2 separate regions of the Mus musculus genome follow, and region 1 is linked to region 2. The links are chromatin loops, found by intact Hi-C in ENCODE. Cell type or tissue: heart. All regions are shown on one strand. Each heading gives the region's core, and the rest is flanking DNA. Links, peaks and the distances in the headings are about the cores only. Region 1 holds the start of Gm34849 (a long non-coding RNA gene). Region 2 overlaps Clec2e (C-type lectin domain family 2, member e).

Region 1 (8,541 bases), core at 267-8,266, 240 kb before region 2:
TTAGTCACCTCTGAGGAAAGTGCCCTCCATGTGCAGCCTTTCCCCGTACTGATCATGTGCTGTGAATGTGGAGGTCAGATGACTAAATAGCCAGCACAGCAGAGATGCACCACACAGCAGACTAGAGTGTTGTTGGCCTGGAAGCTGCCTGGCATTGTTGACCTGTGTTTCTAGGAGAGGCCAGCAGGGGGCCCTCAGTTCTTTGCTTGAATTTCTTGAAAACATCCATGGAATATCTAGGCAACCTAGGTCATAAAGAGAAAGCTTCAATTAGAAAATTAGCAAAAAAGGGTTCTTTCCAGCTCTGGGGCACAGGCCTGTAGGATATGCTGAAGAGGCAGAGGCAGAAGGATCTGAGTTTGAGGCCAGCTTGGTGTACACATTTTTTCTTCCCGCCCACAAACATCTTTTAAGAGGCTCTAGAGTTACATTCGTTGGTAGGGACCAAGCTATATATTTTTATTTTGAATGCATAGCCGAGATATAATTGTATCTCTCAGGTATACCTTGAACTTTCTTCTGGTAAGATGAAAATTCTACAGATGTTGGGAGGATGCTTCCCACCTTCCCTGTACAATACTTACGCTGGCCACAGATGAGGTGTGTATTCACAAGGGAATGCCTTGGTTTCCTTCAGGAGGCGGTATATATTGTGAAAATTAATTCAGTGAGACGAGTAGTAAAGCCTTTGTGTCTGGCTTTGAGTGAACTATTACAGCAAAGTTTTTGTTAGGTTTGGGTCAATCAGTAGAGGCTGAGAACTTGTTATGGGCCTGTTTAAACCTTGAAGAAATGTTTTCTCTCTGGAGAGTCTGCACTGGGTGCTATGTGAGAGCTTGCAGCTGCTCTAATCTTGGTCCTACGACTCCTGGCAAACCCGGAGTTCTTCCTTTTGATTATGACTAGCCATGTTAAAAAGGGACTGAGATTTGTGTGTGTTGTCTGCTATCCTGAGGAGCAAAGGGCAAGATAACTTTGGTAGCTGGAACCTTTCCCAGACCCAGTTAACCTTGTTTGGTGTTTAAATAAGGTAACTGATGTGAGCTAGCTGGGTGTCAGTCTTTCCTGGGAAGGTTGGGCCCCTCTGCTCCTTCAGAAAATGAAGGCTTAGCATCTTGTTGAGCTTCTCTGTCTATGGCTGCACCTACGACCAACATCAATCAATAGCACAGGGACACCCTTGCTACTCTAGACTTGACCTGCTCAGACTTTGTTAATCAATGACAAAAGAATTGCTGCTTTGGGGTTACAGTGAGCTTGTGGAAATAAAGATAGATGAGAATTTTTTAAACTAGATATAAGTTTCAAAAAAGAAATACATAATCAACAATCCTGTTGTAATTTCCCCTTGTGTAACGATTTTGATCTATTTTAATATGTTTTTGTGGTGATTGCTCAACTTGTGGCTATGAGGTAACTTTCTTTTTAGATAGAAAACTTTTTTAAAGGGGTACAAAAGAGGGTTAAGAGAAAAAAAATAAATCGCTGGAGCCTGCTTTTGCTTCACCCACTGTGTGTGTGTTTGTTTGTGTGTGTGTGTGTATGTTTGTGTGTGTGTTTGTTTGTGTGTGTGTGTATGTTTGTGTGTGTGTTTGTTTGTGTGTGTGCGTATGTTTGTGTGTGTGTTTGTTTGTGTGTATGTGTTTGTGTGTGTGTGTGTGTTTGTTCGTGTGTGTGTTTGTTTGTGTGTGTGTTTGATTTCCCTCCTTTTCTTTTCTCTAATCGCTGGCTGCATAGGCAGCAACCCTCGTTGGTCACTATCTGAACTGACCCCCCCACATCCACCAGCTCCTCTCAGCACTAACCCCAATCGCTGAGGATACACCTTGCTGCCTGACTTGATTTATCCTGTGGTGTCAAAGCTGGCCTTTGACAACAAACTAAAATAGATTTCCAGCTGTGGTGGCCCATGCAAAACCACAGAGGGCTGAACTTAATCAATGCTAAGACAGGAGGACAGAGTGTCGCTTTGAGGAGAATCAGCTCGACCTGGGGAGAGTGATGTAAGTGATTGTTAGAAGGAGTTAAACGCAGAGAAAAGGCAGGCAGTGCTTTCTGGAGGGACACCTGGCTGCTTGGGGACTGGGGATCACACTTTCGGATGGCCAATCATTGCAGTTGTGCTAACTTTACTGTTTGGTCCCTGCTTTTCAGCTGTTTCACCAACTTCCTCACTCACAGCATCGCTATATTCTTCATGTTCCAAAACCTAGCAGCTTTTATCTAACCCCAACATGGCCACCCTACCTTTGAGACCCAACAGCAGCCTCCCCAAATGGTGTCTGCTCTCTGTCCTTTTTCTTTTTCACCTGACCGGAGTTGGGATATTTTGGGTAAGAGCCTGGGTACTGAAAACAACGTATTCTGCTTCCAATCAAACCACAAACACAGCTGTATCTTCCTGGTAGCCACAGATACACACAGACACACACACACAGAGACACACACACAGACACACACAGACACACACAGACACACACAGACACACACAGACACACACAGACACACACACACAGACACACATAGACACACACACAGACACACATAGACACACATAGACACACATAGACACACACACAGACACACACACAGACACACACACAGACACACATAGACACACATAGACACACACACAGACACACACACACAGACACACACAGACACACATAGACACACATAGACACACACACAGACACACACACACAGACACATATAGACATGCACACACCAACACCTATGTCCCCATCCCCTGTAAATGTGTTCAACCTTCATGCCATGGAAAGTTTGGGCCCCTCTCTATTCCAATAAAGCAATCTCAGCTTGCTGGTATCTAATCTCTCTTCTCTCTCTTCTCTGCCTCTCCTCTCCTACAGTGGCAGTGTGCTCTTCTATCAAGTCCCCAGAGTCACTCTTCATTGTGAGCAGAAGCACAATTCTCACTTCAAAGGGAATAAGCATTTACTCTGGAGACAAAATGAGTGACTATGCCCAGAAACACAGATTTAGATTACCCAAAATAGAGCAAAGGAAGCCACACCCAAAGACACTTGTCAAGCACATCGGTGGAGATGTGAGAGACATGGTTACAGTAAAGTGGGAGCCGTTGGTATAGGCTCAGATGTTACCTGGTGATGCTCTCTGTTTTTGGATCGGTGGAAGCTACCTGTCTGTTAATATATGCCAAGGAGAGCTAGTCTTCTGAGTTATTCGATGGCGAGAAAGGTCAGGGACAGAGGGGAGCAACAGTTATTGTGAGGGCTAAAGATGGAGGGCTGGAGAGATGACTCCTCTCCAGGGAGATCTGATGTTCTCTTTTGACCTTCAGGAGTACCAGGCATGTACAAGGTACACATACATATATACAAGAAAAGCACTAATGTGCATAAAATAAATGGTTCTTCCTTCCTTGCTTCTCTCTCTCTCTCTCTCTCTCTCTCTCTCTCTCTCTCTCTCTCTCTCTCTCTCTCTCATTTTTTCTAGAGGTCTAAAGTGGCTCATAAAAGTGGCTCACAGCATTTCCAACCCTCAGCGGCCACTAAAGCTCTAATCAGCCTTACAGAAGTTTATGTGGAAGTCTCTGCTTCTTTCCAGAAACTTTGATTTTCACAGGCTTGAAAGGGGCTAGCAATTACTGTTCACCCTTTTTTGAAGTTGTTATGCTTCTGGGTTGATTCCCACAGGACATCAATTTTCACTAAATGTCACTGTAATGAGTACATTCTCGAACTGGTTCATTTCACTAACAGGAGAAATAACCTTTCCGATGTTGCTGAAATCCCAGGAGAAGTTGAGTCCCCACCCAGGGGACTGAGACCTCTTCTTCATTACTCTCAGCTTGAGGAGATCGACTTTGAGATCAGTCAAGTCACCATTTCCCAGCCATAGCCTAAGAGGTACCGGGTACCTTTCCCAGGTCCAGGGCCCCGAGAGCCTCTGCAAAGCTGTGGCCTTAGCAGGGCGAGCCTGACTATTCCAGAACACAGACCAGGTCTTTGCTTCAGAGAGCCTTTGGATTTGGAGATGGCTTTCCAGGGTTTCCCCACCCACCACAGTTCCACCGCAGGCTATCAAGTGAGACCCAGGCTATCACGTGAGACGCTGCATCACAGGCCTTGGGTCTCCAGCAAGGCTGGGGGTGGGGGGCAAACACTGAGTCTAAAGCTGATCCTCAGTCATCCTTGGGGTATCTGCTACACACTCTATCTAAATTGGGGCTGTCTCAGACCATCTGTCTTTCTTTGTTCTGTGACTTGGTCATTAAAATCCCTTGCACAATGTGTATAAACAGCCACCAGGGGGCACTCATTACCATAACATCCTTCGTGACCCTAAAATATTCTGCAGGTGTATAGACCAATAGCCTGAACTTCCCCATGTACAGGTCTTTTGGGAACTGCACTCTCTCCTCTCTCCCACTCCCCGTGAGCACAGGGCTCCAGGTGCCGCCTAGCCCTGCCCTCCTCCACCTCACCGACTTCCCTCTGTCCAGTGTGACCTCAGCATTGTTAGCAGCAGAAGCAGCAGTACTGATTGTAATGATGATGGTGAATGACTTGGCCTGCTCATTTAAAAATGCCCGCCAAATCCTTGCAGCCAACCATTGGACTGAGCACGGGTCCGGGATGGAGGAGTTAGAAAGGGAGCTGAGGGGGTTTGCAGCCCCATGTAGGGAGCAACAACAGTGTCAACAGGCCAGACCTCCCGGTGCTCTGGAGGAGTACCAACCAAAGAGTACACAGGGAGGGATCTATGGCTCTGGCTGCATATGTGGCAGCGGATGGCTTTGTTGGACATCAGTGGAAGGAGAGGCCCTTGGGCCTGAGGGTGTTCGATGCCCCAGTGTAGGGGAATGCCAGAAAGACGGGAGTTGATGGTTGGGTGGGGGAGCACCCTCATAGAGGCATGGGGAAGGGGGATTGGATAGGGGGTTTCAGAAGGGGAGACCTGGGAAGGGGAAAACATTTGAAATGTAAATAAAGAAAATAGCCAATTAAAAAAAAAAAAAAAGGCCCGCCAAGCTGTCAGGAGGAAAATAATCATCACGTGACTGGTCGCCATCTTGACTTTGGCATAAGGAGGGTGGAATTATAGTTTCACTCCCATCTTTCTTAAGGGCCACAGCACAGGTGCAAGGAAGTAGGTCTCCAAAAGATACTTTTAAATTGAGATAAGATTTATGGTTCTAGGCTCATAAAAGCTAGTATAGCTAAGAAATACAAGTTGATAGCCACTAACCTTATAAATAATCATATCTTTTCATTTGTTTGGAATTATATTTAAAGTCATGTTGAGAACTGATGCAGTTAATGATTAAAACTTTATTTAGCCTCCTGTTTTATGTTTGCTAGATGTACAGTTTAGAGAAGATAACTAGAAACAGACATAGATTCTAACCCAGATATGCCTAGTAGGTTCTAGCACTCAAACCTGTCAGAGCCCTGCTGAATATGGCATTTAAAATCTTAAAGTTAAGATGCTTAAAATGACAGACTTCCAAATCCTAGCAATGGAACTCCAATGTCTCCAAGAAGTTATGGACACAACAAGAAGGGATTCTAGCTGGATTGTGGCAAGATAGCCACTAAGAAAGATTGCTCAACTGCCTTGCCTGCTCCTGAGGCCTGGCCTTAACTGTGGACAAATAGGGGCACTGGGCATGCCTTGCATTACTTAAGTCAAAGCAAGATCAGTTTCCCCAGTTCTTCCTCCACAGGAAGGCCTCTCAGATTAGCCCGGCCTGGCAGCTAATGATTAATCTGTCTCTGTGACCTGTGTCCCCCCACTAAGCCATGGACATCACAGGATCCTAGTGGGGTGATTGTCTGGGTAATGGGTGAGTCAGTCAGTCATTTTAATTGAGACATGGGCCATTTAGATTATAGTATCCTTCTCAGGTCTTTGAGGGGTCTGAACCCAGTGATCAACAACCTGTGTCTCATGGTAAATAATTGGATAGGAAAAGTTTATGTAAGGTCTGGGAATATGAAAGCTTCCCAAAAAGTAAGGGTCTAAGAAAGTGTTTAAAGGTCTAAGAAGATGTTCTGAGGTGGGTAAATGCAAGTTTCGAAGGATTTATCTTTTTGTAAACTTAAGAAGGTTCTTGTAAGCTTCCGGGAATTTATTTGAATCTACCTCTCACTGGACTGTCGACTAACAGTCTGTTTCTTCCTGCGGATGGGATCTATCCTGGGACCTGCACCTCTCCTCCAACTCCCAAGACCATGGGCCTAAGAGTTTGAAATGTCCACCCCCAAAAACGTTTTTCTCTCTAACCTTTATCTTCTGCCCCTAACTTCCAGGTGTTCTCTCAGAATCTGCATCCAGCAAAGCTCCAAAACAGTTACCCACAGGTGCTCTGGCCCAGCCTCACAGACTGCTTCAACTGAGCCTTCCCGCTCTTACCCACAGATGGTCCCACAGCCTGGACAACAGTGAAGCAAGCAGTTCCTCCTCAGACTTGGCCAGCATCCCAGCCCTTTGTTCACACCCCATAACTGCAGAGCCCTAATGTCAACAGGAAGCCCTCAGACAATTATGCTGCTGACTCTCAATCATTTATAACCTACAAAGGGCTGAAATGTTTGGTTTCCGGCCCAGGGACAAGGGACCGAGGCGCATGTTTTACATATCCAACAAACCCACCTTTAATATAATCTAATCTGGTTTATATGGGCTCATTTCACGGGCAGAGGAATAATCGATTACAATCCACTTAAGCTCATTTTTTAAAGAATAAGATTTATAGATAAGTTATCTATATTTCTTTTTTTTTTTTTTTTTTCTTTTTTTGGTTTTTTTTCGAGACAGGGTTTCTCTGTGTAGCCCTGGCTGTCCTGGAACTCACTTTGTAGAGCAGGCTGGCCTCGAACTCAGAAATCCACCTGCCTCTGCCTCCCGAGTGCTGGGATTAAAGGCGTGTGCCACCACCGCCCAGCTACAAAGATTTATTTGTTATCATTAAGTACACTGTAGCTGTCTTCAGCTGTACCAGAAGAGGGTGTCATATCTCATTACGGGTGGTTGTGAGCCACCATGTGGTTGCTGGGATTTGAACTTAGGACCTTTGGAAGAACAGTCAGTTCTCCTAACCGCTGAGCCATCTCTCCAGCCCCCTCTATATTTCTTAAGAAAGTTTCAGAGCATCCTTTCCTTCTTATGAGCTACTGACATGTTCTGAGGAAATTCCTCTTGTGCCTGTCACCATCTCAGTCCATCTCTCTTGGCTTCTTTGTCTTTTGCAGCTTTCATATACGGCCAGACAAGCTGACACTGCTTTGATTTACCATTCCACTTACCAGGTGAGAACCATATTCATGACTGCCCAGACATCTTATACCTGCCATCTTCTCTCCCTTCAGGGCTTGGGATTAGTCCACTCCACTGTGGACCCAGCATCTGCTATTGTCTGCATTGACCAGACACCATGATGGAGGGATTTGCATTATCCCATCCAATGCATCTGATCAAACCCTTTAAACTTTGTACTATATATGCCCTTTATAATATATATGTCCTTTATACTATATATGCCCTTTATACTATATATGTCCTTTATACTATATATGTCCTTTATACTATATATGCCCTTTATACTATATACCCTTTATACAAATATGCTTTTTGTACTATATATAACCTTTATACAATATATACCCTTTATACTACAAATACCCTTTGTACTATATACACTATATATAATATAAATGTACCCTTTACACTATAAATGCCTTTTATACTGTACATGACATCTATATGAGATATACCCTTTATACTATACATATCCTTTATATGTGTATATATGTACTTTATATTTAATACTTTATACCTGTCATCTTACCTTGACAGAAAAGTATGTGAAGTTGCTGTAATTAAAAACCATTTTTGCAAGTCTGCCTGAGGCAGATTGGGTGCTCCAGACCCCCTCTCATACCTAGAGACAGCCTGACTTCTAGGAGTTCCATCATAACTACGATCACAGGTGAGACCCCCTTCCCCACCCTAATACCTGGCCTAATTGGGTCCCCACAAGGCCCAACAGATGCAGGAACTATTTCCCTGCTGGAGGCTCATCTTCCTTTCTGTCCACAATTTCACCTGAGGCAGACCAGGAACTCCAGCTCACTTGGCCCGCTAACCTGCTCATACCCAGAGAAAGCCTGGCTCTCAGGAGGTCTCCCTTAACCAGGGTCACAGGAGATTTGCTGGAGCCAGGGACACAGGAGGCCCTCCTAACCAGAGACAGCACTGTTTGCCTCCCAGAAGGCCTGCTGACACCCATCTTACAGAGAGCTACCTTCCTACAAGGAGGGACAGGCTAGTCAAAGACAGCAAGGCCAGTTAACACCAGAGATAACCAGATAGTAAATGGTAAACACAAGAACATTAGCAACAGAAACCAATCCCACTCGACACCATAAGAACCCAGTTCTCCCATCACAACAAGCCATGGATAACCTAACACACCTGAAAAGCAAGATTCTGACCTACAATCACAACTCATGAAGATGATAGAAGACATTAAAGAGGACATTTAGAACCATG
Region 2 (8,541 bases), core at 266-8,265:
CAAAGTGTTGCTCACTGTGCCAGATACATCTTCTTACTATTCTTTCTTGTAGAGCTCTACCAAGACAGTGTTCTCTCAGTTGATCTACTCATACTCAGGTCCCACCCGTACCTGTTCGGGCGCCATCTGTAGCCACCTGTGGCCACACTAACTGGGTTCCTGTGAGTGGGAGGTTGGAGCTGTATGGGAGAGTATCCCGTCCCGAGGGACTCAGTTATTTGTGGGTGCGAGGGGGACCGCAAATCTGGGAGAAAATGGGAGGAAGAGAAAAAGGAGCTGGAGACCAAGTAGAGGGTCCTATGGAGGTCTCAGTTTATTAGGCTGAAACGCCGGCTTTTAAAGCACACATCGAGGGGAATAGGGAAGGGTTGAGGGGGAATTAACAAAGAACAAAGCAGTGGGCATCTGCTGACATGAGGGCTGAAGTCAGAGTGGTGGGCACTCTGAGTCTTATCTTCGGAACATAGATTCTCCTTAATAGCCTTGGGTGTCAGGCCAGGCTCAGCTTGTAACTCATGTCCTTGGAAGTCATGGGAGTCAGAAAGAGATAAGGAAGAGGGGACTATAATTCAGCTTTTACAGCCTCAGGTGCCAGGAAGGGAACAGGGAGAAGGGAGTGATGACCGGTTCCTGGCACAAGACCATTTGGCTTGTCAGGGTGGGAGATTGTGAAGGGCTCGCTTTCTCACAGTATGGTCTCTAACAGGAGAGGAAGGTGAGAAGTAACAAGACCAAGACAGATTTCTGATCATGCCCAAAGTTTACTAAGAGTTTGTGCTTATAAAGGGAAAGCCTGCCATGCCAGACTTCTTGATGCTTTGTTGCTAAGTTGTCCCGTCCAGCAGGACTTAGTTATTCCATGGGTCTAGGAGGACTGAGGCCTGGAAGAGAAATGGTCAGAGAAAAGGGAGCGAGACCAAGCAAAGAGTTGTCAAGGTCTGTTTAATGGAGTCTAGGAGCCTGGTTATAAGCACACAATGAGAAACAAATAGGGAGGGTTCGGGAGGGTATAATAAAAGTACAGATAAAGGGATAGACATCTGGGGCGGATGCTGATTGCAGGCTTCAAACATCTTGCAGCTTATCTCGGAGTGCCGGCCCTATCTAAACAGTCCCAGGAACCAAATGGAGACATGAAGGAGGAGGTGATGCTGGCTTTATCTAAACAGTCCCAGGCTCCAAGTAGAGACATGAAGGAAGGGATGACATAACTCCCATCAAAGGGTCAGCCAGATCTTCAGGGTGAGAGTTGCTGAGGTTCTGGTTTCCCACATTTTGGTCTCTCACACTAAGTTGTTAGCACAAGTCTGTCAAAGCTTTTAGCATTATGTTGCCAAGTCCACAGGTTGTCTCAGGCTATCTCAGGAATATCGCCTTCTGGGGTTTACAGAGTGACTTTGTTATTAAACAAAATTTAGAAAAAGGGATAGTGGTAAATTTCAGTAGTACGGTGTTTGCCTAGCATGCGTGAGAAGGTTTAATCCATATACAAAGTAAGAAGAAAGTTAACAGAGAAATTGTTTGTGAACTGTTATTTCGTCCTTTTTGGGACTCATCAGTACAGTATAGCACATGATCCAAAAATTTAAAATATTTTGTCCTTAAAATTTAACAATGTGTAAATGATTGCAAGATTAGGCATCTGAAGGGGTTTCAGTAATCAGCTATCTCCTCATCTGAAAAGAACCTATTAAAGAATAAAATTCAAATGGCATAATCATGTATGGAGTTCTTAAAACTGTTAAATTTGGAAAATGAAATTTGTTTGTAACATATTCTTAGTCTGTTTCAATTTTTAAAAAATCTGAGAAGTAAAGTGTAAAATTATTTGACAATGCTATTAAATCTTAGTGTAAAGCATTGCTTTTAATCCTGTCTCTATCTGCTTTCAGATTGGTCATTGAATTTTTTAAAAGAATGATGACTATACTGTCTATAATGTTTGGAGGCCACAAGCCAATTATTATCTGTCCTGTGATTACAGAATAAACTTCCATGGGTTCAGTCACCCCACATTTTTAGTGCCTCTGAATTCATAGCAAGGACCAATGAAAAAAGTTCATACCTGATCACAAAATGTACCTCACTAATACAGATTTGTTTATACTTTAGTTTTACCTATCAGTACTTATACCCAAACACCTATTTGATTTAGAATCATCTATCCAAATTCTATGCAGTATATCTATGATCCTTTAAGCAAGTTTTCATCTTTGCTGTCAGTGTGATTACTGATGAATTTTGATAATAGTTTTGGTAGATATGAGTAGAGGAGCAACTGTAGATAACAGGTCACAGAGCATCAGTTTCTCACGCATGCTTTGGCACATTCCCTATCCGGGATTTACAATTAGTGGGCGCTGTAAGGTGTAGTTGTTGGGCTTGTTACAAATCCATTTTTTATGTATATCCCCACTGCTGTTGTAGATCCCCCTGTTACTCAAGTAGGCACATTCTCCTCCTCCTCGGGTGAGAACCCTAAAGCAAAGAACAAATAATAATTACTGCACAGGCTAGCATTGCATTAAAACACCTGATCTAGTTTTAAACCTAGCATCTTTTACATCCTCAGGGTTGATTTGAACATCACATCTTTGTCATTCATCTATGTTGAACCCTGGGATGTGTGTACAAAGGAATTAACTGGTGCTTGCTATTATGCTCAAACAAACTGCTGCTCAGGGTGACATCACTGAGGGTGATTTTCAGTTCTTGATGTATTTTACACATGTATAAAAGTGAGGGAAACCCTACTTCTTAATAAATTTCTTGGAGGTCTTAATGATGGATGTGACTATATCTGTATTTTACCACTCCACTGAAATGGCTCTGTTCAAAATGGCTAGCTATGCTCACACAAGAGCTGTCTCTGGGCTTTTTGATGAGGAGGCATTAGAAAGGTTACCAATATCCCTGGAATATCAGCTTCAGTAAACAGGTACAGGGAGAACAGAGGACCAACAAGTCTTACCCATGCAGTTCTGCACTGGCTTCCTGGGCTTTTTAACACTCCTCCTCCACCCTCCCTGATATATAGTTCTGACACCAGTAAAGAAAAATTTTCAGTTGGTGATATAAAACAGACAATATCTCCCCCAGATGCCATTATTATGGTATAGATTTTTGAGTGAAATTACTCTAAGTAAATGTGTTGAAAGATGGCCAATGAATTGGATGATATAAAAAAAAAAACCTGAGTTTGTGATGTTGTGGTGTTTGCATCTCTTACAGATACAATGCACACATTTCACAGCAAATAAACACAGTATAAGCGTAAGTTTTCTGAAAACGTACAAGTTGTTATACTCAGTGTTGTCTGTCCATATCCAAGGGTGTTCTGAAGACTCTCTGTGTAGTCCAATCCAGTGGTCAGAAGCCCCCTTGTATCTCTTCAGAAAATTCTGTCATAACACAGATAAAGGAAATACATGTGTCTCTCAGTTTAACATGACCCTTGAGTCTCCACCCTAGAGCCTCCTCTCAAGATGACAGCATCTTATAACTGAGGCTCATCAACTTTGGAGCCATAATAACCCTTAGTTCTCAGTATAAGCATTTTACACCCATAACCCAAAATACATTGATGTGACTTGGTAGGTCCTTGATTTACAATGTCCTTGCCATTTTTAATAGATGCCAAATTCATTATGCAACAAGTGAATGCTTGGAGAAGAGCTTACATGACCACAAGGTATCTCAGAAAATTGTATGTGTGGCCTGTAAGGTCTTACTATGCGCACTACATGATAACAGATCTCTGCAATAGCTTAGGGCTCAAGCCAGAAGCAATAACACCAGGAAATGGCACAAACTACTGTCTTCTGCATATACCCCATCTGCCTGAATGAGATTCTTCCTCATGCTTTAGCCCCAAGCTCTCAATCTCAAAGCAGTAGTACATATTCAACAAAACAACAAACCCATTACTGATCCCCTTTCTTACCAGTTCCTCCAAGCTGTCAAATAGAGCTAGATGGGCATCTAGTGCTATGCAGGAGGACTGACTGAATGTCCAGTTTCCCATGTCTTCAGAAAAATAAAAGCATTTATTTCCAAATCCAATCCAGCCACTTGAGCATACAGCATAGCAAGGTTCACAGCTCTCCATGACTGGTTTTTTCTTTCTCACTTAAATGGAGACAGTAATATAAAATGTAACAAAGAGACATTTCCAAGTCTGATCCCTTTGTCTAGCCATCCAAACTTCAGTTGTGAGGTGTGTACTTGGACTGTAGTTTTCTTAACTGACACTAGGGGGCCCCTCCTAGCATGAAGGTCCCCAATACAGAGCCTTCCAGTGGGGATCTAAGGGAATATTTTCACTTTTCTTCTTTGTGTTTTGAGACAGAATCTAGCTATGTCTCACTGCCTGGCCTTGATCTCACTATGTGGGCTGAACTTGTCTGGAGATTGTAATTGTAATCCTCCTGGCTGTTCTTCCTAAGTGCTAGGAACAAGACACCATACCCTGTGAGAAACTCTTTTCTAGGCCATCAGCTCCTTAGGACTGTCCCTGATTCCTAGCATCCTACAGTGTGCTTTCCCATAATTCTCCTTCACATTCTCCTTTTCTCTAACAAAAGAAAGAAACTCCTTACTTGTCTGGATGTTAGTATAGAAAAATGCCAGCATGCAAAACATGGCAGGGTCAAATAATTTTTGATACCAACATTTTGATCATAAGCTTCCTATAATTCTGACACACACACACACACATACTCCCTCTTTCTCTATATATGTATATATACATATATCTGCATATATACATTTATATGTATATTTCCATATATATGTGTGTGTGTATATATATGTATGTTTGCATATATATATGTATATATGTATATGTATATATATGTGTGTGTGTAAACATATACTGGCTCTTGGTATAGAAACTCAGATTGGCTATCATCAAGAAGTTTGTCAACCACGTTGGGCAGTAGTGGCATATACCTTTAATCCCAGTAATCAGGAGGTAGAGGTAGAGGCAGAGGCAGAGGCAGAGGCAGAGGCAGAGGCAGAGGCAGAGGCAGAGGCAGAGGCAGAGGCAGAGGCAGAGGCAGAGAGGCAGAGGCAGAGGCAGAGGCAGAGGCAGAGGCAGAGGCAGAGGCAGAGGCAGAGGCAGAGGCAGAGGCAGAGGCAGAGGCAGAGGCAGAGGCAGAGGCAGAGGCGGAGGCAGAGGCAGAAAACTCAGAGGCAGAACTCAGCCTGTTCAGAAGCATATTAAGAAATGGGGACACTTATTTACGACTGGTGGAAGTACAAGCAGATATAGTCCACATGGAGGGTTCTCAGAAAACTTAAAACTAGACCTGCTGTGTGGCCCAGCTATGATATTCCTGGGCATATATGAAGAGAACTCCACATCCTACCACAGAGATACTTGCACATCTGTGTTTATTGCTCCTCTATCTGCAAGGAAACAGAACTGACCCAGATGCTCACCAACTGATGGATAATGTAAATGTGTTACAGGCACAAACAAGAATGTTATTTAGCTGTAAATGAAATTTGTAGGAGGGGGGGTACCTAGAAAGTATAATATTAAGGAAGGTAATCCAAGGTCCAAGAAAATAAGCCCATTGTAAGCCTTCACATCCAGTCCCAGCCTATAGCAGACAGTGTAAGCAGCTGTGTGGGTGCTCATGGAATACCATGTGGAGAGGAGAAGAAAGAAGAGTGATATAAAGTGACAAGGAAGGACAGGATGCAAGTAATGGGCTATAAGTTGTGCAAAGTTTAAAAACAGAATTATTTTTTTAGTTTCAACTCTTCCATAGTTTTTCTTTTTTTTGTGTGTGGAAGACAAGTGCATAAAAATGTGACTGACAAGTCTAAACCATAAGCAAAGCTTCATGGCTTCACAATGGCTATTCTAAGTGTGTGGAAGTTAGTGAGATACCAAGGTTTGGAGACCCAGCAAGTGTATGAGTGGCTGTGTTGATGGGGCCGAGTGATGTGTTTGTTTACCTGTGAGTCTATTATAATAAAGTGATGTGTGTGTGTGTGTGTGTGTGTGTGTGTGTGTGTGTGTGTGTGCAATTGTGCTAGCATGTGTATGTATGTTGTTCTTGTTGTTGTTGTTATTGTTGTTGTTGGTGGTATATGTGTGTGCAATTATGTAAGCATGTTTGTATGTTGTTGCTGTTGTTGTTGTTGTTGTGGTGGTGGTGGTGTGTGTGTGTGTGTGTAAAAAGCTCCAACTACAGCAATGTTTCAGAGGACATCTTAGAAAAATAACAGATATATTTCTTCTCTACCTTCTCCTTTTCCTTCCGGTAACATCAGAATTGGTCGGTTGTTCTTTCAAATGTCTACTGAATTTCAAGAAACAAGTGATCTTTGAAGCAAAATATTAAATGGGGGAATGATACCCCAAATATTTTTACTGGGGCTGTGTTATAGTTGTTTCCAGTTCTCATATCCAGCACTACAAGGCTTTAGTGAAAGGGACAAATATACAGGCAGTGAGGATGACATCACTTCTTTTATATGACTCTTTTTAGGGTTACATAATAGTTTAGGTTACACTAAGATTTGTTGGCAAATGTTTAACCTGTTTAGACTTGTATATTAGTCATTGGTGCAGCTAAAGTTGATTACATAAATGATTCAGGCATTGGTGGTGCACATATTTAATCCCAGCACTTGGGAGGCAGAGGTAGGCTGATTTCCAAGTTCAATGCCAGCTTGGTGTAAATAATGTGTTTCAGGGCAGCCAGGGATACACAGAGAAACCCTGTCTCCAAAAACCAGGATATCAAACAATATTATAAAACATTTTCTCCAGCTACGGCAGCAAAGGTATACAAGAGTTTGCCACATTATTCAAAACAGTCCACAATTAATCCCTTAGGAATCATATTCTAGAATTTTCTAACTATGGGTCATGGGTTCTGTACCTTTCCCAACCATATGACTACTCACTATTCTCACTTCCCTTTAGCTGCAGCTTTGGGTTCCTACTCCTTGAGGTTCCTACTTTGAGATTTTATCTCCTTGTTATCTGCCTTGAACAGTTCCCTAAGGGGACCTATGCCCTCTGCATCTCTCTTTAGAGCTTGCTGAACGTCATCTTCCCAGGGATGCTGAGCCAAGACTCCTGTGTACACCATGGCCTGTGTGTTCTTTCACTGCATCTTCCTGATGGAACCTAAGTTCCCAGACAACAGGAACTTCCAGTGTGTTTTCTCTGGCACCCTTCCCACAATGCCTGAGTCACAGTGGTCAGTAAGTATAACTGACAATGAATATGGACAGAGTGTCACAGAATTTGAAGAATAAGTCACTTACCTGACAAAGTAACAGAAAGAGCAACTACAGCTACAGTAAGGACCATGATCACTCCATAGCAGCAGTAAAGTTTAACACAAGATGCAGCGGAGATGATTCCGAGACATTTTGCTTGGAGTTTTTTACCTGAAAATATAAATCTGAGAATGTCAATTTTGCAAACCTTTTATAGAAAAATATAAATTTATCCCAGAATCATGTGCATATTTGTCTTGTACTCCCCTAGTGAAAACCCCTTCACAGAAGTTTTCAGTCCATAAATGATATCTTTGGCTGACAGAACACTAGAGGAAAGGGAAACAGACTTTGTGTCATAGAATCATCAAGTTATAGAAGTAAGGGCCAATGAGAGAGCAAGAAACAGAAAGAGTGAAGATCAGGATGAAGAAGAAACACCAACAAAGTTATCTATAGGTACAGTTCCATGTGAATAGATCTGGTTAGGGCTGAGGAAACCATAATAACAGTAAAGAGAAAAAAAAAATCAATGTGTCAGGAGTGATGGCTCAGGAATGTGGCTACTAATACAAGAAAGTCAGGAGTTCAAGGCCAATCTTGGTTAAATATTGAGTAAGGGGGCTGGAGAGATGGCTCAGCATTTAAGAGCACTGACTGCTCTTCTAGAGGTCGTGAGTTCAATTCCCAGCACCCACATGGTGGCTTACAACCATCTGTAATGGACATACATAAAATAAATAAATCTTTTTAAAAAAAAGCCTGCGGTGGTGGCACATGCCTTTAATCCCAGCACTTGGGAGGCAGAGACAGGCAGATTTCTGAGTTCGAGGCCAGCCTGGTCTACAGAGTGAGTTCCAGGACAGCCAGGGCTATACAGAGAAACCCTGTTTCAAAAAAAAAAAAAACAAAAAACAAAAAAAAACCAAACCAAAAAATAAAAAATAAAAATTAAAAAAATAAAATAAAAATAAAAAAATTGAGTAAGAGGTTGAGAGAACTATATCAGACCCTGTTCTATCTGTGAATGTAACTAACTAGATAATTCACTTGCTCACTCTAAAGAACTACGTAATGATATGTAATTCAATATATTATCAGAAGAAGAAAATTAAAACAACAACCATTTCATTAATATCAGCAAAAGTATATTCAAAATTCAAGGTAAATACAAAATAACAACTCTGAGCACATTAAGAACTCAAGGAACTTCCCTAACTTGATAAAAGGTTTGTACTGGATAGGTTTATGTGAACTTGACACAAGCTAAAGTCATTTGAGAGTAGGGAACCTGAA

The links. Peaks named below come from ENCODE experiments on the same cell type or tissue, not always from the same donor. Only the 100,000 strongest peaks of a DNase experiment are listed, where the experiment ranks them.
Region 1: it touches region 2 in a loop (3-fold over the local background); 7 of 42 quality-filtered maps call a loop at or near these places.

Annotation. Positions count from the first base shown.
Region 1 is chr6:128,849,961-128,858,501 of GRCm38, forward strand. BC035044 (cDNA sequence BC035044) reads right to left here. Exons shown (of 3, transcript NM_001254946.1): 3 at 1-245. The coding sequence ends at 122. Gm34849 (a long non-coding RNA gene) reads left to right here and starts at 7,073. Exons shown (of 3, transcript XR_378059.1): 1 at 7,073-7,298; 2 at 7,846-7,978. In heart, for the core only: CTCF peaks have their summits at 4,284 (motif pointing right) and 6,418; DNase peaks (open chromatin) are centred at 4,371, 4,741 and 6,461; H3K27ac peaks cover 386 bases.
Region 2 is chr6:129,091,073-129,099,613 of GRCm38, forward strand. Clec2e (C-type lectin domain family 2, member e) reads right to left here. Exons shown (of 5, transcript NM_153506.4): 2 at 7,291-7,416; 3 at 3,944-4,128; 4 at 3,295-3,401; 5 at 744-2,478. The coding sequence ends at 2,334. Among named protein-coding and RNA genes, the nearest start is that of Clec2e, 5.6 kb to the right of the region's middle. In heart, for the core only: a CTCF peak has its summit at 4,251; DNase peaks (open chromatin) are centred at 4,279 and 7,109.